Regions from separate parts of the Mus musculus genome. Here regions 2, 3, 4, 5, 6 and 7 are each linked to region 1. A link is a loop called in an ENCODE intact Hi-C map of the cell type or tissue named here. Cell type or tissue: heart. All regions are shown on one strand.

Region 1 (4,000 bases):
CTCTTCCCCACTGAGACACCTCCCTAGCCTCTTGTGATCTTCTTGCTCAATCTCCCAAGTGTTGGGATTATAGGTCTGTACTACCATACCTGGCTTCTCTCTGTATTGTTATTACTGGGGTGGGGTGGGGGCAAGACTACTTATCATCCAAGCACACTTCCAGATAGTGACTAATGGGTCCTGTAAAAGGCATACAGGCTGGCAGGGAAAAGACTTAGAGGAGGACTCTGGAGAGCCAGATTCTTGCTCTGACTTCAGCACAGCTGGTTTGCTTGTATTAAACCCTTCTGGCTTCATTTCTTCCACTATAGGATGGAGGCTGTAATAGAGCCTTACTTTCCCAGGATGATACTGGAATAGAACATTTCCCTGAGGGGTCCCCAGACCTTCTCTGTAGCAGCAATGCCTTCTATCTTGATCTCCCATAAACCGACCATACCCTGACTTCCTTTTCTCATTTGCAAGCAAGTTTGCATGAAGCTTTCTGCTAACTGCAAGCTAAATCACAGGAAAAAAAAAAGCTGTGGACATTTCTGGAGTATGCAGAAGTCAAGAAGCTGCTTAAGTCCCATTGGTGCCCTTGTCATAAGGGTATAAAGATAGATATTATAGGTAATAGGGAAAGCTGAGCTACAGGAAACTGGTGGAGCAAGGGTGTTTCTTGACAAGCACTGCCACAGGGGACCAGGGGAAGGGAGAAGGCCAGGGAGAGCGATGAGCTCTTACTGAGTGCGGATTAGGTCATTTTCTTGCAACAGACTTGTGAGATGGGAGTTAGTCCCAACTTTTTTTCCAGAAACTTAATCAGCAGTTTGCCCAAATTTCACAACTTGGAAGAGCAGCGCTAGCCCACCAGGTCAGATAAAACTGCTTCGCAGGTACATACTCAACCTCGCCCTGCCCCTGCCCCCACTCCACCCTCCATCTCTGAGCAAGGCAGGGGTGCTTAAAGGAGGAGAGGGCAAGATTTGCACCCTTGACCTTAGAGGTCACTTCACGTTTGTAAACACCAGTGACAGCAGTTTGGTGGGGGAGGTGATGCTGCCTGGACCCTCCCAGAGTCCAGTGTCCCCGCGTCGTGCCCCACCCCCTAGCACAGCAGACATTGCTCATTTATCGTTCTCTTGGCATTTACATAAGCCTGTAAGCTTGTAGAAATCCACATAGTTGGCAACAGAAATTTACAAATACCACCTTCCTCCACTCCTGCCAGAATCCACTTGTTCTCGGGGTGCCATCGCTGAGGGGACACTTCTTTTACCTAGCAACCATTGCCCATTTAGAAGCCCTGCCTCCCCCCGCACCCCCCCTCCCCCGCCCCAGAGAACAGTGAATATTTTAGATGCAGTTTTTATTCCTTTGCTTTTTCATAGCATGTGTAGGAAAGGGCAAAAGGCAGAGACTGGGTCTTCAGATAGAGCTCATAACCCACCAATTTTATCTGGGCGTCAGTTTCCCCACTTTTCCTTAACTGTTAACACAGGCAGATGTGTCAAGAGGCAGCTCAGTACAGGGACTCTGCAAACAGGAATTAGCGCTAACTCACGAGTCTCAGCCCCTTGCCTGGGGCTTTTTGTTAGCAGGGACAATCATCAATCACAAGTACTTGTAAGCTGACACAACACACTTCCTAGGGAGCCAGCCCCTGGCAGGGCACACTCGCTGTCTCTTTGGCCTTCTAGTCATATATGACCTCACTCAAACTCCATCACAAGCTCTCCGATAACTCCTAAAAACGCAAGACTGGACTGTTACCCGCCTCTCTCTCCAGTTTCCCTCTCACAAAAGTCCCAGCCTCTAGGCTCCAGCGTGCTTAGTTCACCCTATAAACTCAGCTAATGGTTACCACATGCTGCTGAGGGTCCGCGCCCATCCCGACCTCTCCACCCCTGCAGACTCCCCAGGCCCTGGGATGTCCGATCCTTGACGCTGCAGGTCCTTCCTCCAAATCCTCCCACGCACAGCGGGAAGTACCCTGTACTGTGGTCCTGCTGGCCACGCATGACCTTGGACACTTCTTCCAAAGCCATGTCCACTCCTCAGAATAGGTTGCGTCTTTGCGCCCCACGGTGCTTCTGATTGCTGGGAATTGAAAACTCGATCGCGCGCCTTTCTCCTTTGCAATGACAGCAACTTGGCTCGGAACCACCCCAGCATCAGAGTCCCTGGCTGGAAGCAGGAAGGCTCCCGGGACGCATGGAGGGGCGTGCCCACTGGCCCTCCGATCCCTAGTCCCTCGGGCTCAGTAGGGACTGCGGTGCCAGGGGGCCGCCACACCTGGTGTCGTCCCACCCGCGGGACGTGCAGCTCAGCCCCTGGGGTCTCCCGGCAAGGGAGCAGGCACCGCCCCGCCTGAGCACGCCCCGCAGACAAGCCCGCCGGGGAAGCGCGTGCCGAGACGGCGCGCCGGCTGCAATCCCCGCCGCGGGTCCCTAGGGGGCGCAGCGGGCGCGGGAAGTCGCTCTGGGCCCGGGCACGAAATTGCAAGCGGGCGGGCGCGGCGAGTTTGAAAACAAGCGAGCGCCGTGGGGGCGGGTCCCAGGCGCGAGAGCCGCCGGGCTCGGCCAATCAGATGCGGGTGGCGGGCGCGGGCGGCGCGTGCGGCCGGGCTGTGAATGGGGCGCGGCGGTCGCGGCGGCCGAGGCGAGAGCCGGCGCGCGGGCGGGCGCACTTTCTCCTCAGCGCCGGGCGGGGGCGGCGGCGGCAGAGGCGGCGGCAGAGGCGTTCTGCTCAGCTCCCCTCACAGAGCGCTGCGGGGCCGGCGCTGTGCGGCTGCGAGGAGCGGGGGCGACGTGCTGGGCATTTCCTCGCTCGCTGACAACTTCTCCTCGACCCGGCTCGCTGCTCATCGGAGCCCGGACGCCGCCCCTCGGCGCTCGCCGCTGCCTCAGCGGGTCTGCGCGCTCCCGCCCGCCCTGCCCGTCCCGCGGCGCCCGGGGGTGGCGGCTCCGCGGCATGGCCCGCGCCCGGCCCTCGGTGGCGGGCGGCGGAGTCGCGGCGCCCCCTGAGCGAGCGGGGCCCGGGCGGCCGCGGAGGAGCCGGACCGGTCACCACTGCGACCCCGAGTGCCCAGGGCTGCGCGCAGCGCCCAGGACCCCCGGGCCGGGCGCGGGCCGGCGGGCGGCAAAGTTGAGGCCGGGCCGCGGGTGGTGGGCGCTGCTGTTGCTCCAGCTGCACTTGCTGCGGGCGCTGGCGCAAGGTAGGTGCGGGCCTGACCGCCGAGACACCCCCGAGGTGGACTTTGTGGGTGCCTCCCGGGGTGGGCTTTAGGGGTGCGCAGTCCCGGGGTGGACTCCTGAAGCGCGCGCCGCCAGAGGTGACACCCCAGGGGTGGACTTTGTGGGCTCCACCTGGTCTGTATTATGAGTGGACATCTCTGAGGTGACTTTGCAAGTGGACACCTATGGGCTGGGCTTCAGGGGTGCACAATCTTGGGGTGACAACCCGCAGTGTACTTTGTGGGTGCTACCTGGGATAGACTATGTTGTGAGTGGGTATATCTGGGCTGAGTTTCAGGGCTGTGTAGTCTTAGGGTCACACCTTTGGGATGTACTATATGAGTGGAAACCCCTGAGGTGACTTTGCAAGTAATATACTTCTGGGCTGAGGTTTAGGGGTACACAATCTTGGGTGACACCTTTGGGTGAATTTTGTGGGCACCACTTGGTATGCATTATGACTGGACATCTCTGAGGTGACTTTGCAAGTGGACACCTATGAGCTGAGCTTGAGGGGTGACACCCTGTGGTATACTTTGTGGGCACCATCTGGGATGGGCTATGTTATGAGTGGATACCTTTGGACTGAGTTTCAGGGCTGCAAAGTCTTGGGGTGACACCTTTGGGGTGAACTATATTAGGGGTGGACATCACTGAGGTGACTTTGCAGGTAGATACCTCAGGGCTGAGCTATAGAGAGTTACACAGTCTTGGGGTGACACCTCTGGGGTGAACTATGGATGCATACCCCTTGGCTGGGCTGTGGAGGTGCACACTGGAGT
Region 2 (4,000 bases), 390 kb before region 1:
TGAGAAACAGGAAAACATCGAGGTTTGGTCATGTGCTAGAGAGAGAGCCCACAGCTAGCAGTTGGTAGAGCCAGGATTCCAATGCAGACAGCCAGGCCTTCAAACCCAGACCCTTGAACATTGCCTCCAGGAAGTTGCACCAGCAAGGACCAATTAAGTTACAGTGCAGAAAACAAACAAACAAACAAAAAATAAACAAAAAATAAAAAACACAACAAAACCCCAAAGCTTTTGTCTGTCCGTCTGTCTCTTTTTGTGATGCTGGCTTGTGTACTTTCTAACTAAGGACTCTACCACTGAGCCACACCCCAGCCCCTCACTGGGGGATTCTAGGCAGGTGCTCTACCACTGAGCCACGCCCCCAGCCCATCACTGGGAGATTCTAGGCAGGGGTTCTCCCACTGAGCCACACCCCAGCCCCTCACTGGGGGATTCTAGGCAGGTGCTCTACCACTGAGCCACACCCCAGTCCCTCACTGGGGGATTCTAGGCAGGAGCTCTACCATTGAGCTACATTTCCAGTTTTCTTTCAACTTTTTAGCTTTACTAATTAATTAATGGTGTGTGTGTGTGTGTGTGTGTGTGTGTGTGTGTGTGTGTGTGTGTGTGTGTGTATGTAGGGAGGGCATGTCTATGGAAGTGAGAGTACAGCTTGTGAGAGTCGATCCTTTCTTTTGCTATTTGGGATCCAGGAGTCAAATCCAATTTGTTAGACTTAGCAGCAAGCATCTTTCATCTCACTAGCTCTTCATTTTAGTTTTCAATATTTATTTAGGGGTGGGGAGAGCACTCACAGCATGCATATGGACATCAGCAGACAGCTTTCAGGAGTTGGTCTTCTCCATCTCCCATGTAGCTTCTAGGATCTAATTTAGATCATCAGCTTGGTGGCATGTACCTTTACACACTAAGGCATCATGCCAGCCTTCGCTTTAAAGCTTTGAGTTAGGGTCTCATGTAGTGGTCTGGGGTGGCTTTGAACTCACTGTGCAGCCCAGGAAGATGTTTGTAATCCTCCTACCTTAGATGTAGCTGGAATAGTAATTAAGCCTGCACTTCCAGGTTTAGCTTCTGTGCGGTTTTCTAACAGCAAAGTTGTATTTTACTTTTTCTTTTTTCAGTCAACAGTTAACTTGCTGCTGTGCAGAATATCTGTCTACTATGAATCTCTGCCTTGAGGTTAAGGCCACATCACACACATGGTGACATCACAGGGAATCAAGTATTCCCTGGTCTCCCTGATCTCTGCCACCAACTAGTCGTAGGAACAGGTTGTACTCGAGCTCTTTCCTAGTCCCGTGAGATGGTGACAACTGGTGACGTCGAGAACGTGACACCCACTTGAGGCAGTGCCCGGAAGCATCGCTGTACACTGGGAGATGGTGAAAATCCAGGTCCTCTTGTTCAGAAGAGCTGATACTGGGTTGTTTCCATGAACCAGTGGAGTATTCTGAGAACCAGGCCTCTGGGCAGAGCTGGGGATGGAGGCCAGCAGATCCTACCCATGCTGGGGCTGCAAGTGACCTGGGCAGAGGGGACGGCCTGTTCCTGGCAATGCTGGCTGGGCACTGAGATGTTTCAGGGCCCAGGGATGAATATACCATGTGTTTGCCACTTTGATCTCTGTGGGACACATAGCAAATGGTTTCCCTTTCTCAGATGGTGACTCACTTGCCTTTGAGCCTCGTCTCCTTGTCCTTTCCAGTCCAGGCTTCTTGTCCCTTTCCTGAGGCCTGGACATTTTTGGTTTAGTTGATTCATGATCCTCCTGCCTCAGTCCCCAGAGTGCTGAGGTTACACAGTTCTGCCACCATGCCAGGCTTGAGAGTATCATCTTTCTGACAATAAAACACTGTCTGCATGTGTAGATCTGCGTTCACGTGCTCCAGAGCTCATGTGGATGTCAGAGGACAACTTTTGGGAGTTTGTTCTGTTCTTTGACCATGTATGTCTTAGGGATTAATCTCAGGTCTTCAGGCTTGGCAGGAGGAGTCTGTACTTACTGATCATCTTGCCATCCTGAAAAAGTACCTACTATGTACACACTCATTTCCCATTCTCTCTTAGGTGCACGTTCTGTCATGATGTTCTTCCAGCTATCCCTCATGCTGGGCACTCAGTAAATGCTGGAGGAATGAATGAGTAAATGAATGAATAGCCTTCTGACTGGGAGAGGATGTGGTCTCACACCTAGGCATCCTTGCCAGGTCCTCAGGCACCAGCGAAATTCCTGCTCCCCTCACTGGTGGCCCAACTTTCCCCTAGAGAACCTTGGAGGAGTTGGGGAGTCGCTGGTTGAAATTCTATTTATAACCACCAGAGGTCGCTCACGCCACACACAGAAACTGCTAAGCTCTGTTGTGTCCTGGGCACTGGGAGAAATCTTTTCTGAGTTCTGCTTGCAGCCTGCTGTTTGTTCTCATTAGCACCTACCTAGGTTTGCTCCCCCAGAACCTGACAGGTGTGACCAGCATCTTAAGCACTGGGCTAGACAGCTGTAGATGAGAACGCTACAGAGTCTACCCCCACCTCTCTCTCTGTATAAGTGGGGAACAATGAGGCTGAGACTCTCTGGCATCATCCAGCCACCACCCATCAGATTCGGCCTAGGCCTCCTGAAAGACCAGCTGCACAGGGCCATTCATCAACATCAGCAAACCTCCCAGATTGAACAGTAGTCCTCAGCTGGCTCTGGGGGAGCAAACCTGTCCCATCCCCATCTCTCCCAGGGGCCTAGTCCAGCTACTTGTGCTAGGGCTTAGCTTACAATTCAGGCTTCAAGCCTCAGGAGCCCCCTCCAGGTATTTCTCAGGCTAGGTTGTCCTATCCAGCCTCCAGCCGATATAACTGAAATCTAGAATATATTCCAACAGGGTTGGAGAGATGGCTCAGAGGTTAAGAGCACTGATTGTTCTTCCAGAAGTCCTGAGTTCAATTCCTAACAACCACATGGTGGCTCACAACCATCTGTAATGGGATCTGATGCCCTCTTCTGGTGTGTCTGAAGATAGCTACATTGTACTCATCATATATATCAAATAACTAAATAAAATAAAATAAAATAAAATAAAATAAAATATTCCAATAGCCAGGGAAAGTCCAGAACTTCCTTTTTTTCTCACACCCTGCCCTAATGAAGCAGAGTTTATCTATCTATCTATCTATCTATCTATCTATCTATCTATCTATGTTTTATTTGTGGTTATAACTAACCCTTTTGTCCATGTCTCAGCCCTCTCTTTGGCTATAAAGTCAACACCTATTCTCTGGGGATGTCCTGACGCTCCTGTTTTCCTGCACATCACAGGGCCATACCTGCCTGTGCCCAGTGTAGGCCAGGCAGGGGCACAACCTAACTTCTTATCCTTATTTTACACCACTAACTGATTGTGACTTTGGCCCTTGCAAGTCTCTGTCCACCATGAACTGACAGGTGGGACTCTGAGGCCTGGGAAGGTCTGGAGGGACATTTGTGTAAGCTCTGTAATGGCGTGCGAAGCCGGCAGAATTTAGAGACCCCCTAGCTAGTTTCACTAAACCATTTCACTGGGCAGCTGGAGAAACCGAAGCTTGGGAGCCTGAGGAGAGAGGACACTGCCCACCATTACTGTATCTATTAATACCAGGTTGAGAACTGGGTACTCTGTGACTATTAGGCCTCTCCCTCGACTGTACTGCTTGTGTGTGTGTGTGTGTGTGTGTGTGTGTATGTGTGTGTGTGTTGTAATTTATGTTTTTCATGTCTGAGTGCTCTATCTTCATGTACACCTGCATGCCAGAAAAGGGCATCAGATCCCATTACAGATGGTTGTGAGCCACCATGCACCATGTGGTTGTTGGGAACTGACTCAGGACCCCTGGAAGAGCAGGCAATGTTCTTAACTTCTGAGTTATCTCTCCAGCCCTGTATTGTTTATGTTTAAAGCCTGGCTCAGCCAGGCAGGCCTAGGACCAAAGACTGCTTTGAGAATGCTGTCTAAGCCTTTTCTGGTCCTCTGAC
Region 3 (4,000 bases), 1.1 Mb after region 1:
CTGCCTCTGCCTCCCAAGTGCTGGGATTAAAGGCATGCCCGGCCTGACCATCCTTCTTAATGTTCACATAATATTCCTTGATTAACTACACCACAGTTTATTTTCTCCTTTTTTACCACTTAGATTTTTTTTCTAATTTACGCTACTATAAATAACAATGCAATTAACATCTCTATTTCTTCAGCTGGATCCAAATGTCTTATGAATTAACAGCAACTGAACAGGATTCAATTCTGTGTCATTGCTTTTCGGACAAAAACGGAATGTCCTGGTTTCCGAACAAGGAACCATCTAAATTTAGGCTTCTTGACAGAGCTGTGTGACAAGCCGAATAGCAATGACAGAGTCCCAGCAGCACTTTAGAAAAGTCTATTTAGCTTGTTTGCCCTCGTTGAGGGACAGACTAAGTCTCACGTTGCTTCATCTTAAAGTGACTTTCAAGACCGGAAAATTTACCCTTGAAGGGATGTTTTTTTTAGGTACTGTATTTTATTTTTACTTTTTATCTGTGTGTGTACACTGTGTGTGTGTGTGTGTGTGTGTGTGTTCCTGTGAGTAGGGGTGCATGCTTACCATGACACATGAGTGGAGGTCAGAGGAAAAGCTCAGCTGTCAATCATGTCCTTGCCCCTTGGTGGAGCCCAGGTCTCTTGTTTGCCCCGCTGTGTACACCAGGCTACCCTGCCCATATGTTTCCAGGAATTCTCTTGCCTTCCTTCACCTTCCATCTTGCCTTAGAAGTGCTGGGATTCCAGGTATGCACTATCATGTTGACTTTACATGAGCTCTGCCCACTGAGCCATCTTCCTGGCCTAGGGACTTCTCTCTAAGTAGCATCATTTGGACATTTGTTCCTTTACGCAGATGTCCTTGAGCCTGGCTAAGCTCAAGATCGCCCACAAATGCATCCTCCTCGATGTATTTAAATCCCAGTAATACAGTCGCCCTTGGGATGCCTGGAGCTTCAGTTCTGGGACCCTCGGCGAACATTGTGTGGATACGTAGGCCCTGTATAGATGTGATGGTGCTTGTAGAGAACCCATGTCCATCTTCCCACGCACTTGCAGTATTCTTTATATTACTTAGACTAATGCAAGGTCAAGTCTGTGTAAACGGTTGCTAGACAGCATTGTTTAGGGACTAGCAACAGCAGTAACAAAAAAATGGTTGGCTCAGACTCTGTGTGTGTGTGTGTGTGTGTGTGTGTGTGTGTGCACGCTGTGTGCCGGAGAAATAGAGACCAGAAGACAATTGTGTTGTCCAGCTCTCTTCCTTCTTATCTTCCTCTTCTTCTTCCTTCTCCTCCCCCTCCTCCTCCTCTTTTTCTTCTTCTTCCGGCCTCCCAAATGCTGGAATTAAAGGCTCTACCATAACAGTCTTAACTTATTTTTTTAAGTATGTTATTTTTTAAAACTTACAAAATAGCCAGGTGGTGGTTGTACACACCTTTAATCCCAGCACTCTGGAAACAGAGGCAGGTAGATCTCTGTGAGTTCAAGGCCAGCCTCATCTACAGTGTGAGTTCCAGGTCAGCCAGGGCTACACAGAGAACCCTTGTCTCAAAAAAACAAAAAAACTTACAAAATACACATACACACACACAGAGCCCAATGTCCATTCATGTACTTGAGGCACAAGGCACATCTAGCCACAAAGAGATCAAGTTACCTTGAGACATCATGGAGGTGAGCCAGAGGCTGCTCTGATCCCAGCCCCTCCAGCGTCCCAACTCTCCCTAAGTGGTGGCCCCACACCTTAGCCCCTGAAACTGCCCTTCACATAAATCTGGCCAAGTGTCGTCAACAGAATAAATCTCAGGCTTCTACTGCCACCTTGTGGTCACTTCTTGTCAGTTGCCCAGCCTCACGTCTCGGCCCATGCCATAGACCGTGGAATGACCTCACAAACTTAAAGAAAAGGAGGTCCAGAGAGGGTGGTGACACTCCTGGGGTCACACAGTTAGCCATGATGATGCTGCGGCTAGAATTTCACGTTCTTCAGTTCTGTGCGTCTTTGCTTTGGCTTCTCCAAGAAGCCAGGCTCAGACAGTGCCACGACTGGGCTCTCAAGTAGGAAGAAAAGAGAATGGGATAGTGTGCAACTTTAACTATTGAACTATTTGCTCCACTGGCCTGGGCAGGACAGAACAGCATCAGAAGCCACGAGTTTGCCTCTCATTCTCTCGTTCTCACTTTTGCCTGTAGCTACTTGCTCGGGAAGCCAGGGGAGCAAGCATAGGAATCCCACCGGGTCTCACCCTCTCCACTACTCCTTCCGGCCCAAAATGGCCCCAAATCGGAAGACAGATGTGAGGTTTGGATCGGAATGAGACTTATAGTGTTTTCCTACTGCCTCAACTTAGGCAAGGTGATTGCTGCCCGGAATCCATGTCTGCCTCTAAAACAATCCAAGTGACGACTGACCATCAGGAAAGAAAGATCCCAGCTGGGCAGTGGTGGCGCACGCCTTTAATCCCAGCACTCGGGAAGCAGAGACAGGCAGATTTCTGAGTTCAAGGCCAGCCTGGTCTACAGAGTGAGTTCCAGGACAGCCAGGGCTACACAGAGAAACCCTGTCTCAGAAAACCAATAAATAAATAAATAAATCCTTTAATAAAAAAAAAAAAAAGGAAAGAAAGATCCCAGGCTGGCTTGGTCCTCAGCTGACGAGGCTGTTGGGAATTGGTGGCAACTTTAGGACTTCGGGACAAACAGGATAAAGTTAGGTCATTGGAGAACATGCCCTTGAGGAGGACTGTACACACACACACACACACACACACACACACACACACACACACCTGCGCCCTTCCCTCTCTGTTGCCCAATTGCCGTGAGGCGAGCTGACTTCCTCCAGCATGTGCTCTGGCTGCCATGTACTGTGTCGCCACAGCCCAGGATAACAAGGCCAGGCAACTATGGCCTGAAGTCTCTGAAACTGTGAGTCAAAATAGACTTTTCCTCCTTGTACGTTTCTTGTTCTAGGTGTTTTAATCGCAGTGCCAGAAAGCTAACACAGCCCTAGATCTTCTGGTCTAATTACTTACAAGTTGGTCTGGGGCAAGGTTGACTAAAGTGAGGTGTGTTTGGTCAAGAACATTTAGAGTCAGGAAAAGCATTCCAGAAGGTAGCAGAACTGTAGACAGCAGCATGGCTTGGAAGTTAGAGTTAGGGTGGGATTGTGGAAGACCAAAATGGAAGCTGAAGGAGGTCTACCTACCTAATATTCCTGCCTAATTCACCTTACCTAAATGCTTTCATCAATTGTTTAATTGGAAAGTATGTATGCTGTCTTAGTTGGGTTACTTTGCTGTGGTGAAACACCATGACCAGGCTGGCGAGAAGGATGACGGATACATACATGGAGTAGAGATAGATGTTGATGATAGATGGATAGATTATAGATGATAGACTATACATTATAGATAGATGGTAGATTATAAGTAGACGGATGACAGATGAATAAATAGTAGCCAAACGATAGATATGTATAGATGATAGGTGGATAGAAAATACATAGATGACAAATTTATGGATAGATTGATTATAGAGATAAGTGATCCTTGGATAAATGATAGATAGATAGATAGATAGATAGATAGATAGATAGATAGGCAGGCTCGCTCCACATCAGCATATCCTCTCATCTATGAGAGGCCTCTCAGGTTGCTCCCGCCTCTGAGCTCCTGCCTCCTGCATCCATCCACAGCTCAGGAAAGCAGAGAGGAGATGAGAGTGCCCAGAAAGCGCTGCAGAATCTGAGCTTACTCCCCCCTTTCCCAAGGAACCCGAACCCTCCCCTTCCCTCTCAGCTTTCTTCCGATAAATGAAATTGTCTGAGTCCTTCTCCATCTCTAATCGGGTTAGGACATGTCCAATGCTCTTGACGAGCTTGTGGGCCGATCTGGGGATCAAACAAGATTACAGGGCAGCAAGCACTCAAGTCTGAAGAGGTGCATCCACCATCAGGATTATCAATAAGCTCCCATTGATCTCTTAAT
Region 4 (4,000 bases), 670 kb after region 1:
CCACTTTGCTGTAACCACCTAACTGTGGCTCCTTGCACCGTGCTTGGTAAATGCTTGATTTATGACTTTCTTGAGTCTGTAACTAATAAAATCTCACACAACCACTTCCATAGTGGAGCATGGTATTTGAGGAAACCTGAATCTGTTTTCCCAGGCCATGCTCACATTCGGCACCAGAATAAAGTCTCTTATTCTCTTGTGCACTTCCACAAGGAAAATCCTGGATGTCATATCTCCAAATGTGTGGTCATGGGCATGCACACCCACACATTCACATGCATACAACACGGGGGGGCTGTAATCTAGTGCTGGGGGGATGGAAACAGGTAGATCCCAGTCTCACCAGCAATTCTCCAGTAAGAGACTTTATCAATAGAGTGGTGCTCAGCTTCTAAGAAACAGCCAAGGTTGACATCTGGCCTACACACACACACACACACACACACACACACACACAGAGAGAGAGAGAGAGAGAGAGAGAGAGAGAGAGAGAGAGACTGTTATCTCTTTGGACTTCAGTCTTTGTCCCACTCAATATTCTTTTTCAGTGTCACCTGAGGACATTCCTGTCCTTCCTGATGTCACCCTTTGAAAATGTTTATTCCTAGTGGGACCCTTATGTATTTATTCTTGCTCTTGTTGGAGCTGCTATCTGGCTACAGTGGCTATGCTGGGTACCAAAGATGCAGTGGCCTGGCTCTGTTCCTCTGCACTCGGTCTCTTACCGAGCATCTACCAACTCATCTAAGGGCTGCCCCATGGATTAAGAGACTAAGTCAAGTTTCTAAGTAAATAGATGACACCCTCTTCTTGGCAGCATGGAGAGAGGTTTGGGGCTGCCATGGTAATTTGCCACAATTGCCTTGGGATTTCCTGTAAATTCTCCATACCTACTATTCACTCAGCCTTCCCAGAAGCTGAGCACCCACCTGGCTTTAAAACTACATGAGACTCGGGATCCTAGCTGCACCTGGCATCCATGGGTTTGAATCAATCATTGCAGGGTCCAAATCTGCTAAGCAATTACTGGCCGTCCACGTTTTAACTAGGCACATACTGACCAGCTTCTCAATGTGTCTGGGCGATGACATAAACTGGGTAGGACTTTATTTTTCATTCCCCTACCTCCCAGTCTATGTGAAGAAGCTGCCCATGGGGTAGGGAGATGGCTCAGTGGGGAAAAGGATTGCAACACAAGCATGGGAAACCAAGTTCAGATCCCCAGCACTCAAGCCAAGCCTAGAGGGGTGTACCCGTAACCTTACCACTGAGGAGGATCCCTGGAGTCTGCTGGCCAGGCGGCCGAGCCCAAACTGTGAACTCCCGGTTCAGAGAGAAACTGCTTCAGAATAATAAGGTGGAAAGTGATCAAGGAAGACATGTCTGACATCACCTGTGGCCCACACATACACACACATAGGCAAGTGTACCCACATGCAACAGAGGGGATGGGAAGGAGGGAGAGAAAAAGGGAAGAGGGAGGGAGGGAGAGGAGGGAGAAAGAGAGCAATAGGAGAAAGATGAGAAGTACCTGGCTATGTTTCTGTCAGTCATGTTCTCCCCTCTTGACAGTGTTTATGGGCGTGTGTTAAGTATGCGTCTTAGGAAATCTCGTAACTGTTTTTATGCACTTAATTCTGTGTCTGTCACTACCCTTAGATTTATGGCTGGTGTGTATTTCAGACCAAAATATAAATGAGATTGTGTTGACATTTTATATCTATCTCCCTCCTTGCGTCACTGCAGACTCAGTAGAGAACTGGTTGGTCTAAATAGATAACCTTGGGTCATATCAGGAAATGTCTTGTTTTAGCAGAGTGCTCTGTTCTTGCGCTCTGGGACTGACTTTATTCATTTAAAGGAAGTCAGGGCAGACAGGAAAAGAAATATTTTTCTTCTCTTAAGATATCCTGATTTGTTTGTTCCTCTGTTGTGACACCCAAGGGTAATTCTGAAATAGTGACTTCTCACGAAAAGAGAGGAGAAAGCAGAAGGGGACATTCCTGCTCTGCTCTGAGTTCCCATTCTTCATCTCGGAAAACATCCCTGTGCCCTGGCTCCCTCCACAGTCTCGTTTGTTCTGGCCCTCTTCAAGGACAATGGCCCACCTAATTCCCAGAGATATATGGTGATGGGCGCAGGAGCAAGAGGACAAGCAGAAACAAACTAGACCCCTTGCCACCGTGTCACCCGAGTGCAAGACTTACTCTTTTCAGGAGTGGAAAGTCGGGATAATAAGCATCCAAGAGGCTGATCCTACAGTTTTCTGTAGCCTTAAGCAGCTGTCTGCCACATTGTAACAAAGAAGATTCGGCCTTACAGCACCCCCTAGAGTCAAGGAGGACAGAATCTCGACTCCATCCAAATGCCAACATGCCTTGTCCTGGGCTCAGAAAACGAGCCCCTCTTCCATTCCTGGGACCATTCTGGAAAGGATATATATATATATATATAGCTGCAGGGATTTGATTGAACATCCCAGTTGTCTTCTTACTGTTCATTGCTCAGAAATGCTTTGTAGTGGGTCGGGTAAAAACCCTCTAAGATTTTGTGACTTTGCCCTCCCCAAATATAAAATTTTTAGGAACTTGATTATCCAGCCCAGCCCAATGGTACAGGCCTGCAGTCTTAGCTCCTCAGAGGCTAAAACAGAATTGCAAATTCAGGGCCTTGCCTAGGTCATAAAGTGAGTTCAAGGCCAGCCTGAGCAATTTTTATAAGGCTCTAGGTTTGGCCTCCTAGGAATGTAATAGAAAAACAAGATAAGCCGGGCGTGGTGGTGCACACCTTTAATCCCAGCACTTGGGAGGCAGAGGCAGGCAGATTTCTGAGTTTGAGGCCAGCCTGGTCTACAAAGTGAGTTTCAGGACAGCCAGGGGGCTATACAGAAAAACCCTGTCTTGAAAAAACCAAAAAAAAAAAAAAAAGAAAAAAAAAGAAAAAAAGAAAAAGAGAAACAAGATAAGAGAAAAGCAGCAGGGGAGATAGCCCAGTGGAGAAAGTGCTTGCTATGCAAGCATGAGAACCTGAGTTCAATCCCAAATTCCCCTGTAAAAGCTGAACATGTATGGCACTTTGTATAATTCCAGCGTATTCTGGGAGGGAGGTGATCGGAGACAGGCAGATCTTCAGGGGCTCCCTGTTCAACCAGTCTAACCAAAGTGGTGAGGCCTGGGTTGAGTGAGAGATCTTATTCAATAAGTAAATAAGTTATTAATTAATTAAGTGCCAAGAATAGAGGAGAGCACCTGGCATTTATCTCTGGCGCCCACATGTGTACACACATGTGGGAAAGCACACTCATGGACACTCACAGACAACATACACACATACACACACAGAGAGACAGAGAGAGAGAGAGAGAACTAAATTAAAATCTAAAAATCAAAATAAATTGATTCTCATAAAAGGGCTCCAAGGAAATGTCTGCCAGCCTGTTGGAGTGAGCATGTGTGTGTGTGTATGTGTGTGTGTGTATGTGTGTGTGTGTGTGTGTGTGTGTAAGGTGGGGGATACACAAGAAAGGAAACTACAGCGATTGATAAAAAACTTCTTCAGCTCTGAGTACTACAGCCTGTTGGCAGTTAATTTTATGAATCACTAAATATGCAAATGAGGGGTTTTATTTGGCTCTAGATTTCTAACTTGCGGGGCTCTGGTTGGCTCATGGGGTTCCTCTCCACTACAAACGGAAACCTCAAGAATCTGACCTCCTCGAGTCCTGACCTCCTCACGTCCTGATCCCTTTGGGCCTGTTAGGCTTTTTTTGCCTGACTTGGGCAGTGGGGGATGGTATGAAATAGAAAACTACTTTATTTTACCCTTGTCCAGCAAAGTCTTCCAAATGGAGCCATCCCAGGCATGGTGGCTGGCTCTGTGGCTTCCTAAGCAAGTTTCCTCCTAACCAGACTATGAATTTCCCTTCAGCTTCAATTGCTGTAATTTCTGGCCGGTGAGCCGAACAGTGGGGCTGCAGCAAGGGAAAATAACTTCAATTTCG
Region 5 (4,000 bases), 970 kb after region 1:
CTTTCCAGCTTCTGGCTATTATAAATAAGGCTGCTATGAACATAGTGGGGAAAAAAAAAAGAATCCCATTTCTATTTGTATCCAAAAGTTCCCAGGAGCCTCTGGATCTGCCCTGCACATCCTAGGGCCTCCTCTATCCCAGGGGCTGTGCAGGCTCTTACAGTTCCAGAAGCATCTCTGAATCCCAGAATACAACTCCCTTAGCAACAGCAAGGCACTGGTGTGGGTCATTCACTCAGACTGGTGAGACTCTCAGGTGAGGAATAGCAGCTGTCTGTTGTATTGCTGTGAGAAGCCCTGTCTCACAGCAGGGCACCCATGCCTGCTTCCTGACAAAGCTGTAGTTGCCTCTGGGGGGACAGAGCTGTGGGGCATAGCTAATGTGGCTGTGGCTTTGCATACCCTCCATCAGAAGCAATGAGGAGCATGCCAGGGCTCCGGGGGTCTAGGAAGCCTCTTGGCACCTGAACCAGCCTGCCAGACACAGGTCTTCCCAGGGTCTCTGCTTGGAAGCCAAAGGCGTGTTTACAAGGATAGGGTATTCTACCGGGAGCTCACTGAAGACTCACTAAAACCCACTCCAGCCTCCATCTCCTTCAGTGATCTTTCTCGTGACAACACAAAGAGGAGAAAATAATTTTACTTAATTTCAGAAAAATGCATAGACTAAGCCAGACATTGCTTTGGCTCACACCTTTTATCCCAGAAGCTGAAAGGCGGAGGCAAGAGGATGGAAATCTCAAGAGAGAGGCCAGCCTGCATTTCATGGTGAAATTGTTCTCAAAAAGCAGAAGGAAGAGAGAGAGGGAGGGAGGGAGGGAGGGAGGGAGGGAGGGAGAGCTAACTGAACACTTCTAACCCGTGCTACTGGCATATTGTACAAAATGAACTGAGACCCTCAAATCCTCAGCATCTCCGGGAGCTCAGTGGAGCTCTAGGGGCTGCAGTGGAGGATGCTTGGGGTCTCGGCACTACAGCAGAGGAAGATGCAGGCATTGGCTTGTCCCAGTAGCTTGCACTGCTGCAGACTCTAAGCCTCTCTGGACACAGTGTGAATCTATGGCAAGAGGCCACAGAGGGTGGCTCCCTCTTGGCAGCTCACACCTTGGTCTTGCAGATCAAAGGCCAGGAGCTGGGCGGTGGTGGCACACGCCTTTAATCCCAGCACTTGGGAGGCAGAGACAGGCGGATTTCTGAGTTCCAGGCTAGCCTGGTCTACAGAGTGAGTTCCAGGACAGCCAGGGCTACACAGAGAAACCCTGTCTCAAACAAACAAACAAACAAACAAACAAACAAACAAGGCCAGGAGCATCCCCAGTCCCTCATAAGTGTATGCCCTGAGGCAGGAGAGAAAGAGGACCAAAAGGAAGGCACACCTTCCAACGCTGCAGTCTGCCTGAAGCCTCCCACCCCTGAATGGAGGAGTCCAGAATGATTGACATTTACAGTGAAGCATGTGGACATAGAGACAACATTCCTTCCATATAAAGATATGTTATATTAAACGGCAGTGAACCAGCTTGAAGTCTGCATGCGTATGATCTCAGGTGGGGCCTCATTTCTCTCCCAGGCATTTCCGAGAATTTCAAAAAAGATGCCCCACCCCCTTGAGCTACATTTACCCTGTCAGGTGAAGTTCTATCAGGTGCTGCTAGGAACCCACCTGTGACCTCATTATCTTTTTTAGCAACCCTTTGAAGATAACAGCATTAAGCCCCTCCAGAATGGCATGCATGGGGATTGTAGAGATGCAGAAAGTCAATTCCTCTGGAGAAGCCCACACCTGCAGCAGCATGCTCTCGGGGTGTCTTGTCCCTCCCCCCCCCCAAGTCTTTCTCTTAATCCTAGTATTTCTGATGAATGAACAAATATCTTTTAAGGGTCTGGAGAAATGGCTCAGGTTAAAAGCATATGCTGTTTTTACTGAAGACCAACATTTAGTTCCTGGCACCAAGCAGCTCACAGCCACCTCTAACTCTCCTTCCAGAGAGTTCTGCTTCCCTCTTCTGGATTCCACAGAAACTGCATGTACACATTCACAAACACATAGACATACATGTGTGCAAATTAAAAATGAATCTTTTAATTTGTATGTGTATGGCTGTATACCATGTATGTCTGTATCCATGGACATGAAGCACCCATAGAGGTCAGAAATGGGTGTCAGAGTCCCTAGGGATTGAGTCATAGATGACTGTGAGTAGCTTTGTGGGTCCTGGCAATGGGACTCCAGTCTTCTGGAAGAGCAGCCATGTAGGAACCCTTGGCTTCAATGCAGAAAAGAATTTCAGGGGTGAGCCAGTGTACTGGCTGGTTATGTGTGTCAGTTTGACACAGGCTGGAGTTATCACTGAGAAACGAGCTTCAGGTGAGGAAATGTCTCCATGAGATCCAGCTGTAAGGCATTTTCCCAATTGTTTCTGCTGTGAAATCAAGAAGACCTAAGTCTAAACTTTACCCACATAAAAGCTGAACTGCCAGCAGGCCCATCCCGAGGCAGAGACACACAGATCCTACTGACCTGCAGGCCAGCCAGCCAAGGAGAAATGGCAGGTTTTAGATCCACCCTGTCTCAAAATAATACGGTGAACAGAAAACCAGAAGACATCTTCAACATCTTTCCTTGCCTTCCACATGTGAGCAGATGGATATGTAAACCCACACACATGCAAACACACCACACAAAAATAAATAAAACTAAAACAAACTCCAACTCTGCTTCTCACTGGCTGTCTTAGTCAGGGTTTCGGACAAAACATCATGACCAAGAAGCAAATTGGGGAAGAAAGGGTTTATTCATCTTACACTTCCATGTTGCTGCTCATCACCAAAGGAAGTCAGGCCTGGAACTCAAGCAGGTCAGGAAGCAGGAGCTGATGCAGAGGCCATGGAGGGATGCTACTTACTGGCTTGCCTCCCCTGGCTTGCTCAGCTTGCTCTCTTATAGAACCAAGACTACCAGCCCAGGGATGGCACCACCCACAAGGGGCCTTTCCCCACTTGATCACTAATTGAGAAAATGCCCCACAGCTGGATCTCATGGAGGCCTTTCCTCACCTGAAGCTCCTTTCTCTGTGATAACTCCCGTTGTGTCAAGCTGACACACAAAACCAGCCAGTACACTGGCTCACCCCCAAAATTCTTTTCTCCATTGAAGCCAAGGGTTCCTTTCCCCTCAGTGAAGGGAGCCCAATCTGTGCATTGGTTACTTTCCTGTCCTATCGCTGTGACAAAACACTGAGGCCAAGGCAACGCATAGAAGGAAGGGTTTATTAAGGCTTATGGTTCCAAAGGGATAGAATCCATCACCATGCTGGTGGGAAGGCATGACAGCAGGCGGGCATGGCAGCTGGAGCAGGAAGCTGAGTGCCACACCTAGAACCACAGGCACAGAGAGAGAGAGAGAGAGAGATACACAGAGTGAGACAGGGCCTGGAACTCTCGAAGCCTCCAACAATGCCACACCTCCTAAACCTCACCCCCAAACAGCGCCACCAACTGGGGAACAGTTGCTCAAAAAAATGTACCTATGGGGACATTTGCATTCCAACTACCATAGGTGACACAGCACCAGACTGTGACTCTTTCCACCATCATTAACATTAGCAATTATGGACTCTGTGGGGACTCTGTAGCCATCTCCCAGGGTGGGGTATAGCATAGGCCTGTCCTGAGCTTACAGGAGAATGCCAAAAACAGGTAACCCTCAGGCCACCCCCATCTTGGGTGACTAACGGGTGTATCCCTGTTTCCAGATCACCCCCCCCTTTCTCCCTCTCTCATTGGGGCTCACACTGTCCATCTGTCTCGTCCTCAGGCCTCTGACTCAGACTATGAGGAAGCCCTGCCCAAGCACTCCTTCGTCAACCACTACATGAGCGACCCCACCTACTACAACTCTTGGAAGCGGCGTCCCCCTGCCGCAGCACCACATAGGTACGAGGCGGTGGCAGGGGCAGAAGCCGGCCCACACCTGCACACGGTCATCACCACACAGAGC
Region 6 (4,000 bases), 370 kb before region 1:
ATTGGAAGAAGGGAGTCTAGCTCTTGCTCTTGCTCCTTCGCCTGCTTGCCGTGTGAGACTGAGTAACTGCTAGATCCTTGGATTTCCATTCACAGCTGCGACTGAACAATTGTAAGGAATTGGGCTGCCGACTGTAAGTTATCAATAAATTCCTTTACTAACTAGAGACTATCCGTAAGTTCTGTGACTCTAGAGAACCCTGACTAATACACTATCTATCTATTGTCTATCTATCTATCTATCTATCAATTGTCTATCTATCTATCTATCTATCTATCTATCTATCTATCTATCTATTATTTTTAAGCATGGTCTTGCTATCCAAGCCCAGGAACTCCTGGTTCTCTTGCCTCGCCCACAAAATACTTGGATAATAGGTGTGCACCACCCTACCTGGCTGTACTGTCTCTGCATGAATCCGTTCAAACACACAAAAACCTGCAGAGGTGTAGAATGAACCTGTGTTGTTCCTGGCTTCCAGCTCTATAGAATTCTAATACTTTCTATGCAGATTCTTCCTCGGTACATATATCTGCATATATGAATGGTAAGTGTGTGGGTGCACATGGACATGTGTGTGTGTGTGCATGTAGAGGCCGAAGGCTGACATTGAGAGCATCTCTGTGACCAACCTTCCTTTATCTACAGAAGCAGGGTCTCTCAATCAAACCCAGAGCTTGCTGATTGAACAGTTGCTAGCCATCTTGCTCAGGTGCTTTTCCTGTCTCCACCTCCCAAAAGCTGGATTATGTCATGCCTGCCTTGCTTTCATGTGGGCTTTCAGAGGACAAAACTCTGGTCCTCATGCTTGCGTGACAAGTGCCTTACCTATGGGCTAGATCCCCAGCTCTTTCCCTTGAGTTTTGTAACAAAATAGATTGTGACAAATGTTATGGGGGTGCCCCTCCCCATGTGTCACACCTCTGTGTTTTCTCTTTCCTTGCTGACTGAGAAAGTCACATTTGATTGGCTATTTTTCCCCATTTAATGAAGATACAAACTTGTTGTAATGTGCACACTACAGTAAAATGTGCAGTGCTATGATCTAGTTTCATAATGTTGAGCCCATTTTACAGCTGGAAACCCAGAGGCCCACTGGAACTATGTACATGGTATAATCAATCAGGAGCAGCCAGGGACTCTAGAGTCCATCTTGAGAGACCCCTCAGGGTCTATCAGTGCTCTTCCCTCCACACAGACCACCCTTGTCTTACTTAGGGTTTCTATTGACCATGACCACAGCAACTCTTCTAAAGGCAAACATGTAATTGGGGCTGGCTTACAGTTCAGTGGTCCAGTCCATTATCATCATGGCAGGAAGCATGGTAGAATGCAGGCAGACGTGGTGTTGGAGAAGGAGCTGAGAGTTCCACATCTAGACCAGCAGGTAGCAGGAAAACAGAGACACTGGGCTTGGCTTGAACTTCTGAAACCTCAAAGCCCATCCCCAGTGACACACTTCCTCCAACAAAGTCACACACCCTAATCCTTTCAAATAGTGTCACTCCCTATTAGCCTATGGCCGCCTTTTCCATCCAAACTACTACAGTAGGATTTTGAGGAATGGCTTTGGGGTAGGGTGGGGTGGCAAAGGGTGGGGAGTAGAGGGGCTGACCTACTGCTTATATTGTTTGCTCTACTCAAGCAAACTATGGGGTGACCAGACAATGCCATGTGTCTGTGGATTAGGGCATCTAGGATTGTAGAGCTCTGGGTAAGGGAATCAAGGTTCTCCTTGTGTCCCCATTTCCTGACTTCCACCTTTCTGACTGGAAGGCAGATCAGTGGTCTGAGGGGGACACTCAGCTCAGGGGAAAGCTGGCTACCACAGCATGGAGTGTTGAGGTCTCTGGAGAACAGTTAGGAGGATATCCAGGCATTCATGGTGGGACTGTGCTCACATGTGTCCCCCGACCCTCACCCCCAGATCTGACCCCTAGCACTTAACATGAATGAACATGAGTATCTACAGCCACACACACATACTAGAATACACATATGCATGTGCACCCACACCGCATGTTCATATACTCACATGTGCATACACATGCATGTGCTGGAACATGCATGTAAACACTTAACAGCCTCATATGTACACATACCTAAATAAGCACATATATATAACTAGATACACAGAGGGCACAGTGATGCCATTCCCACCACTAGAGGGTGCTAGAAGCCTTCCTAGCTTGATCACTTGCTCCTATGTGCTCGCTCCCTGTCTCTGTCTCTGTCTCTGTCTCTGTCTCTGTCTCTGTCTCTGTCTCTGTCTCTGTCTCTGTCTCTGTCTCTGTCTCTCTCCCCACCAAAAAGAAAGCAAAAGAAAAGAGAGACCTTGAAAAATGCCACATGGATGGTAGTTTCAGTCAAGTATGAAGGACTGAGACCAGACTGACAGACACAGGAATCGAACAAGTGTTTCCTCCATCAGCCACCTGAGGGTTTTCCCGACACCTGGCCCCCAAGTCAGCTCCCATCTCCAGGTCTGTGGGCACTGGGTATGCCTCCTCCCTAGTTTATGGCTCTGCTTTCCGTCTGCACCAGCAGGAGCTGCCCAGGGCGGATTTCACAAAGCACCTCCCTTGAGGGACACAGCTCATTAAGCTCAGCTCCAAACGCAGCAGAACCAAGTTCTGAAAACTTCAATGCCAGGTACGTGAGGTGGCTCCAGTACCTCTGTTGGGCTGGGTACACGGTTGGGACTGACTTTGGCCTCAGGAGAGCTGGTGTTCCCTCCTTTTGGGTGTCTTCCTCAATCCAGGGAGGGACAAATGCAGCCAAGGGGTCTGGCATTAGAGAACCAGGGCTACCCAGCTGTTCACACCGCAGCGCCCTTCATCCCGATCCATGGAAAATGCATGGCCTGTGCATTTGCTCATTTGGAGAAGCCAGGGTCTCTAGGGACAGGATGGTGTGAGCTTTTTCAGAGGTGAGTTCTGGGCTACGTATCCAAGGCTCCAGATGTGTGTGTGTGGTGTTGGAGATCAAACTTAGTGACTCATGTATGTAAAGCAAACATTCTATCCACTGAGCCACACACCCAGTTCTTCAAGGTCTGTTTACGATTTTTACTTAACTCACTTATTAGAGAGGGTCTCATAAAGTCCAGGACGTGCCTTTAAACATCTGATCCTCCCACCTCCACCCCCTGAGTGCTGGGATTTCAGACAAGCAACCATATCAACTGAGCCACACCCCCAACCCCCTGGGCTCCAGTTTTGGTTGTGGGATCTGTAGCACTAACTGTGTAGGTTGCCAAACATGCCCAGGGCCAGGGTCCCTTTGTAAGATAGCAGAAAGGATCCTGGCCCTGACTCTTTAGTTTTAGTCTAGCTGCAAGTCTCAGGTTGCCAGCAACAGGTCCTAGAGTGTTGCTTGGAAGGTTTGCAAACACCAGACGTTGGCCTTTTTCTCTGAGTGGGTTAGGCATGTTGGTCTGATCTTGGGTGCACTGACCCTGCACCCTGGCCTTGTAGAATTTGGCCACTTGATACATGCTCCTGTGTTTGCAGGGAGGACGGGTAGAGATTCAGGAGGAGTCTCCCCTGCAGTGCGAATAGTGGAGCCACAGGCAGGGTCAGCAGTGAGGCCCTGAGAATAAAGTCTCAGTGAGATGATCTAGCAGACAAAGTCGCTGGCCATCAAGCCTGACAGACATGATTTTGGTCCCTGAGAACTACATGGTGGAAAGAGAGAAGAGAGACTTTTGCAATCCGTCCTCTTGTCTCCAAGCACGCGCCATCACTCACACACACACACACACACACACACACACACACACACACACACACACACATTTTGACTGGCTTTCATGGCTCCGATTCCCAGAGATTCATTACTCAAAATTGGGTTGGTAGGTGGCTCACTTGGTAAAGTACTTGCATGACAAGCTTGGGGACCTGAGTTCAATCCCCAGAATCCACATCAACAAACCAGGGATGGTATCTTGGGCTCTCCATCCCAGGGATCCTTGGGGCTCACTAGGCAGCATGTATTCTGC
Region 7 (4,000 bases), 150 kb before region 1:
GGTGGGCTCTGCCCTTATGAGAAACCCACCACTCTGTCAGGTGTGAGACCCAGCGTTCGCCATCTCTCGATTTCTCTGCTGAGTTTCAGGAAGAAAGCGGGAAGCTTCCCAAAGCTATTGTGTGTCCTGCGTTTCCCTCTGAAGCAGGAGTCGCATGCATTACCACGCCAATTATGGCAGAAATGAACCAAAGTGCCAAGTTTCAGCAGGAAGCCATTCATCTGCAGGTGCCTGTCATTAGGGGAGCTGGGGACGCTGGACGTTTGTGGGCGCAGCCGGTTCTAACTTTGTGTTCAGAAACAAACAATGTGGGCTTCTCTCTTGCTGTCACTCATGCTAACGCTAATGCGTACGTGTCTATCTCAATGTTGTAATCTGGTATAACTATTTTAAATAAATCAGTAACACCTTCCCTCGGCAGCAGAATAGAAATGAACTTTTCCCTGTGAAAATAAAATAAGAATTTTATTTATTATTATTATTTTTATCGAGACTGGCAAAACTCTTGAAAAGCAGCCATAAAAGGTGATTGGTTGCCTCTCTTCTTTCTTTCTGTCCATTTTCTTCCATTCTTTCTTTTTGAGTATAAACAATTCACCTCTCATATCCAGCCCTGAACAGGAATTGAACAAATAAACAGAATACGGTAGGATTGCGTAGCTCTGCCTTAGAAAGCCCCATTCATGGGGCTGACGAGATGGCTGAGTGAGAAAGCATTCGGTGTGCAAGCAGGAGGACCTGGATCTCCAGCATCTGAATACAAAATTAGGCATGAGGAGGTGGAGGCAGGGGGACTCCCTGGCCGGCCAGCTTAGCTGATGTGGCAGAGAAGTACCATGGTCAGTGAGAAACTCTGTTTCAGCAATATGGAAATCGACAGAGACAGAAGACATCAACCTGTGGCCTCTACTTGTGTATACATGGGCAAGCAAATCCACATAGGCACATGTACACACATGTTCACAAACACACACCACACAGAGGTATATACGATTTAAAAATTTTCAATTTTAAGAAAGAAGCTAGAATCTAGTCTGTCAGGCTGGAGGACCTGGTTGATTATGAATGGAACAGGAGGGGTCAAGTGCCTGGAAGTTATTTTTCCTTGTGGACAGTGGTTATGCACATAGGAACGTGTGCATGTGTGTGACACATGTGCATTGTAAGGTTTTGATGTAGCATCTGCATCAATCAGCACCAAGTCAGGAATGTTTCCACCACAGGAAATCGGATCTGACATCTCAGTCTTGAGCTAGAGAGATCCCTGTCTTTTCTCACCTGCCTGGGTTCTAGAGCTTTTCTGTGCCTTGCCCGTGAATCGTGCATGAATATCTGAACATATCTTGAATGACCAGGCAGGACACTAGGGGAGTCTGTTCCACAGCCTACAATTTGATAAACAGACCCCACACAAACTGGTTATTCTAATGTAGGGGGAGTTGACCCATGCAAAACAATTCAGCATCTTCAAAGACAGAGAAGGTTGGATATGTATTTCAGCTTAGAGACCTGTCTAGAGTCCCCCAGTGAGGGGCTGGGGTGTGGCTCAGTGGTAGAACCCCTGCCTAGAATCCCCCAGTGAGGGGCTGGGGTGTGGCTCAGTGGTAGAGCCCCTGCCTAGAATCCCCCAGTGAGGGGCTAGGGGGCGTGGCTCAGTGGTAGGCCCCTGCCTAGAATCCCCCAGGGAGGGGCTGGGGGCGTGGCTCAGTGGTAGAGCCCCTGCCTAGAATCCCCCAGTGAGGGGCTGGGGGCGTGGCTCAGTGGTAGAGCCCCTGCCTAGAATCCCCCAGTGAGGGGCTGGGGCGTGGCTCAGTGGTAGAGCCCCTGCCTAGAATCCCCCAGTGAAGGACTCAGCACATAAAGGCCCTGAATTCTGTTCCCAGTGCTGCATAGGTGCATAGGAGGACTATCTTGGAACCTAGTCAGGAGCTGTGACTAGTTTTAACTTTAATGGTGGATTGTGCTTATTTGGAAAGATGGCTTTAGATCAAGCTTAGGGTATGCTTTCAAAGGCTCAAGAGACATCCTGGCATGAGTATAGGAAACATAAATCTGAATATTCGGCTGTGTTTGGAAATTGTTGAAGCTCTGTGGGAGCTCAGGACTCTTCTATCTTTGGAAGGTCATCGTTGCCACCCAAGGCTCCCCTAGGGGGCAGTATAGCACAGTGATTGTGATGGTGTGTGAGTTAGGCCAGATGGATGGGTGTGTACGTTTCTCCAGGATGGGTTGATAAGAAGATTCTCCGAGGTAATATTGACTTGGTGTCTCACCCAAGCTTACTTTGTTATCCCTAGATTCTTTCTTTGCAATGTGACCTGGAAGTTGATCTATTAGAAGTCATTAAAGGCTACCAGGGCAGAGGGGATGTTTCAGCTGGTAAAGTGCTCAGCTTGCAAGTTTGAGGACATGAGTTCAGATCCCAAGTACACACATAAGAAGGCAGGCAGTGCTACACACTCTGATGGGGATGGAGCCTAGGGCTTCCCCATGCTAGACAAGCACCCCACTAACTGAGCCGTGCCCCATAGCTCATTTAGTGTATCTCATTTCTAATGCCTCCAACGGGAGGCAATTGAGGTCCCCTGAGGTAACAGGACTCTTGTCTTTACCTGCAGGAGAAGACTGAGAGTAACTCAGGACACAGGAGCCCTGCTCAAGGGCTTAGAGCATCTATGTGAGGGCTGAGAGTGGGACAACTTCCCTTCTCTTAGCAATGCAAGTGAGCATTTCAGAGGGGACAGTCCAGTTTGCTTGTCCCAGTACGAACTTCCTGGTTTTGGAGGGCTAGTGCTGGATTCTTGGTTTTTTTTTTTTTTCATTTTTTATTAGGTATTTAGCTCATTTACATTTCCAATGCTATACCAAAAGTCACCCATACCCACCCACCCCCACTCCCATACCCACCCACTCCCCCTTTTTGGCCTTGGCGTTCCCCTGTACTGGGGCATATAAAGTTTGCAAGTCCAATGGGCCTCTCTTTCCAGTGATGGCCGACTAGGCCATCTTTTGATACATATGCAGCTAGAGTCAAGAGCTCCGGGGTACTGGTTAGTTCATAATGTTGTTCCACCTATAGGGTTGCAGATCCCTTTAGCTCCTTGGGTTCTTTCTCTAGCTCCTCCATTGGGAGCCCTGTGATCCATCCATTAGCTGACTGTGAGCATCCACTTCTGTGTTTGCTAGGCCCCGGCATAGTCTCACAAGAGACAGCTACATCTGGGTCCTTTCGATAAAATCTTGCTAGTATATGCAATGGTGTCAGCGTTTGGATGCTGATTATGGGGTGGATCCCTGGATATGGCAGTCTCTACATGGTCCATCCTTTCATCTCAATCAAATAACCCCATTAAAAAATGGGGCTCAGAACTGAACAAAGAATTCTCACCTGAGGAATACCGAATGGCAGAGAAGCACCTGAAAAAATGTTCAACATCCTTAATCATCAGGGAAATGCAAATCAAAACAACCCTGAGATTCCACCTCACACCAGTCAGAATGGCTAAGATCAAAAATTCAGGTGACAGTAGATGCTGGCGTGGATGTGGAGAAAGAGGAACACTCCTCCATTGTTGGTGGGATTGCAGGCTTGTACAACCACTCTGGAAGTCAGTCTGGAGGTTCCTCAGAAAATTGGACATAGTACTACCGGAGGATCCAGCAATACCTCTCCTGGGCATATATCCAGAAGATGCCCCAACTGGTAAGAAGGACACATGCTCCACTATGTTCATAGCAGCCTTATTTATAATAGCCAGAAGCTGGAAAGAACCCAGATGCCCCTCAACAGAGGAATGGATACAGAAAATGTGGTACATCTACACAATGGAGTACTACTCAGCTATTAAAAAGAATGAATTTATGAAATTCCTAGGCAAATGGATGGACCTGGAGGGCATCATCCTGAGTGAAGTAACCCAATCACAAAGGAACTCACACAATATGTACTCACTGATAAGTGGATATTAGCCCCAAACCTAGGATACCCAAGATATAAGAT

Evidence for each region. A loop is a pair of places that touch in the nucleus more often than their neighbours do. Peaks named below come from ENCODE experiments on the same cell type or tissue, not always from the same donor. Only the 100,000 strongest peaks of a DNase experiment are listed, where the experiment ranks them.
Region 2: it touches region 1 in a loop (2.8-fold over the local background); 3 of 42 quality-filtered maps call a loop at or near these places.
Region 3: a loop joins it to region 1, with 12 times the contacts of the local background. A loop is called at or near these places in 14 of 42 quality-filtered maps.
Region 4: a loop joins it to region 1, with 2.0 times the contacts of the local background. A loop is called at or near these places in 2 of 42 quality-filtered maps.
Region 5: a loop joins it to region 1, with 2.1 times the contacts of the local background. A loop is called at or near these places in 2 of 42 quality-filtered maps.
Region 6: it touches region 1 in a loop (5-fold over the local background); 4 of 42 quality-filtered maps call a loop at or near these places.
Region 7: it touches region 1 in a loop (2.8-fold over the local background); 3 of 42 quality-filtered maps call a loop at or near these places.

Annotation. Positions count from the first base shown.
Region 1 is chr5:141,238,894-141,242,893 of GRCm38, forward strand. It overlaps Sdk1 (sidekick cell adhesion molecule 1), which reads left to right and starts at 2,641. Exons shown (of 45, transcript NM_177879.5): 1 at 2,641-3,199. The coding sequence starts at 2,956. In heart, CTCF peaks have their summits at 2,425 and 2,631; DNase peaks (open chromatin) are centred at 728 and 2,488; H3K4me3 peaks cover 3,195 bases; H3K27ac peaks cover 2,346 bases; H3K27me3 peaks cover 775 bases.
Region 2 is chr5:140,845,049-140,849,048 of GRCm38, forward strand. No RefSeq gene overlaps it. Among named protein-coding and RNA genes, the nearest start is that of Gm30804, 5.8 kb to the right of the region's middle. In heart, a CTCF peak has its summit at 2,320 (motif pointing right); no DNase peak of the experiment used is centred here.
Region 3 is chr5:142,317,660-142,321,659 of GRCm38, forward strand. No RefSeq gene overlaps it. Among named protein-coding and RNA genes, the nearest start is that of Gm30998, 44 kb to the right of the region's middle. In heart, CTCF peaks have their summits at 1,842 (motif pointing left) and 2,049; a DNase peak (open chromatin) is centred at 1,842.
Region 4 is chr5:141,908,819-141,912,818 of GRCm38, forward strand. The region is part of intron 5 of Sdk1 (sidekick cell adhesion molecule 1); the gene reads left to right. Among named protein-coding and RNA genes, the nearest start is that of Gm52792, 220 kb to the right of the region's middle. In heart, a CTCF peak has its summit at 2,348 (motif pointing left); no DNase peak of the experiment used is centred here.
Region 5 is chr5:142,208,104-142,212,103 of GRCm38, forward strand. It overlaps Sdk1 (sidekick cell adhesion molecule 1), which reads left to right. Exons shown (of 45, transcript NM_177879.5): 45 at 3,818-4,000. Among named protein-coding and RNA genes, the nearest start is that of Gm52792, 75 kb to the left of the region's middle. In heart, a CTCF peak has its summit at 2,023 (motif pointing left); no DNase peak of the experiment used is centred here.
Region 6 is chr5:140,867,075-140,871,074 of GRCm38, forward strand. It overlaps Gm30804 (a long non-coding RNA gene), which reads left to right. Exons shown (of 4, transcript XR_377172.3): 3 at 2,548-2,652. Among named protein-coding and RNA genes, the nearest start is that of Gm52831, 16 kb to the left of the region's middle. In heart, a CTCF peak has its summit at 2,149 (motif pointing right); no DNase peak of the experiment used is centred here; H3K27me3 peaks cover 482 bases.
Region 7 is chr5:141,091,685-141,095,684 of GRCm38, forward strand. No RefSeq gene overlaps it. Among named protein-coding and RNA genes, the nearest start is that of Gm38730, 29 kb to the left of the region's middle. In heart, a CTCF peak has its summit at 2,150 (motif pointing right); no DNase peak of the experiment used is centred here; H3K27me3 peaks cover 1,486 bases.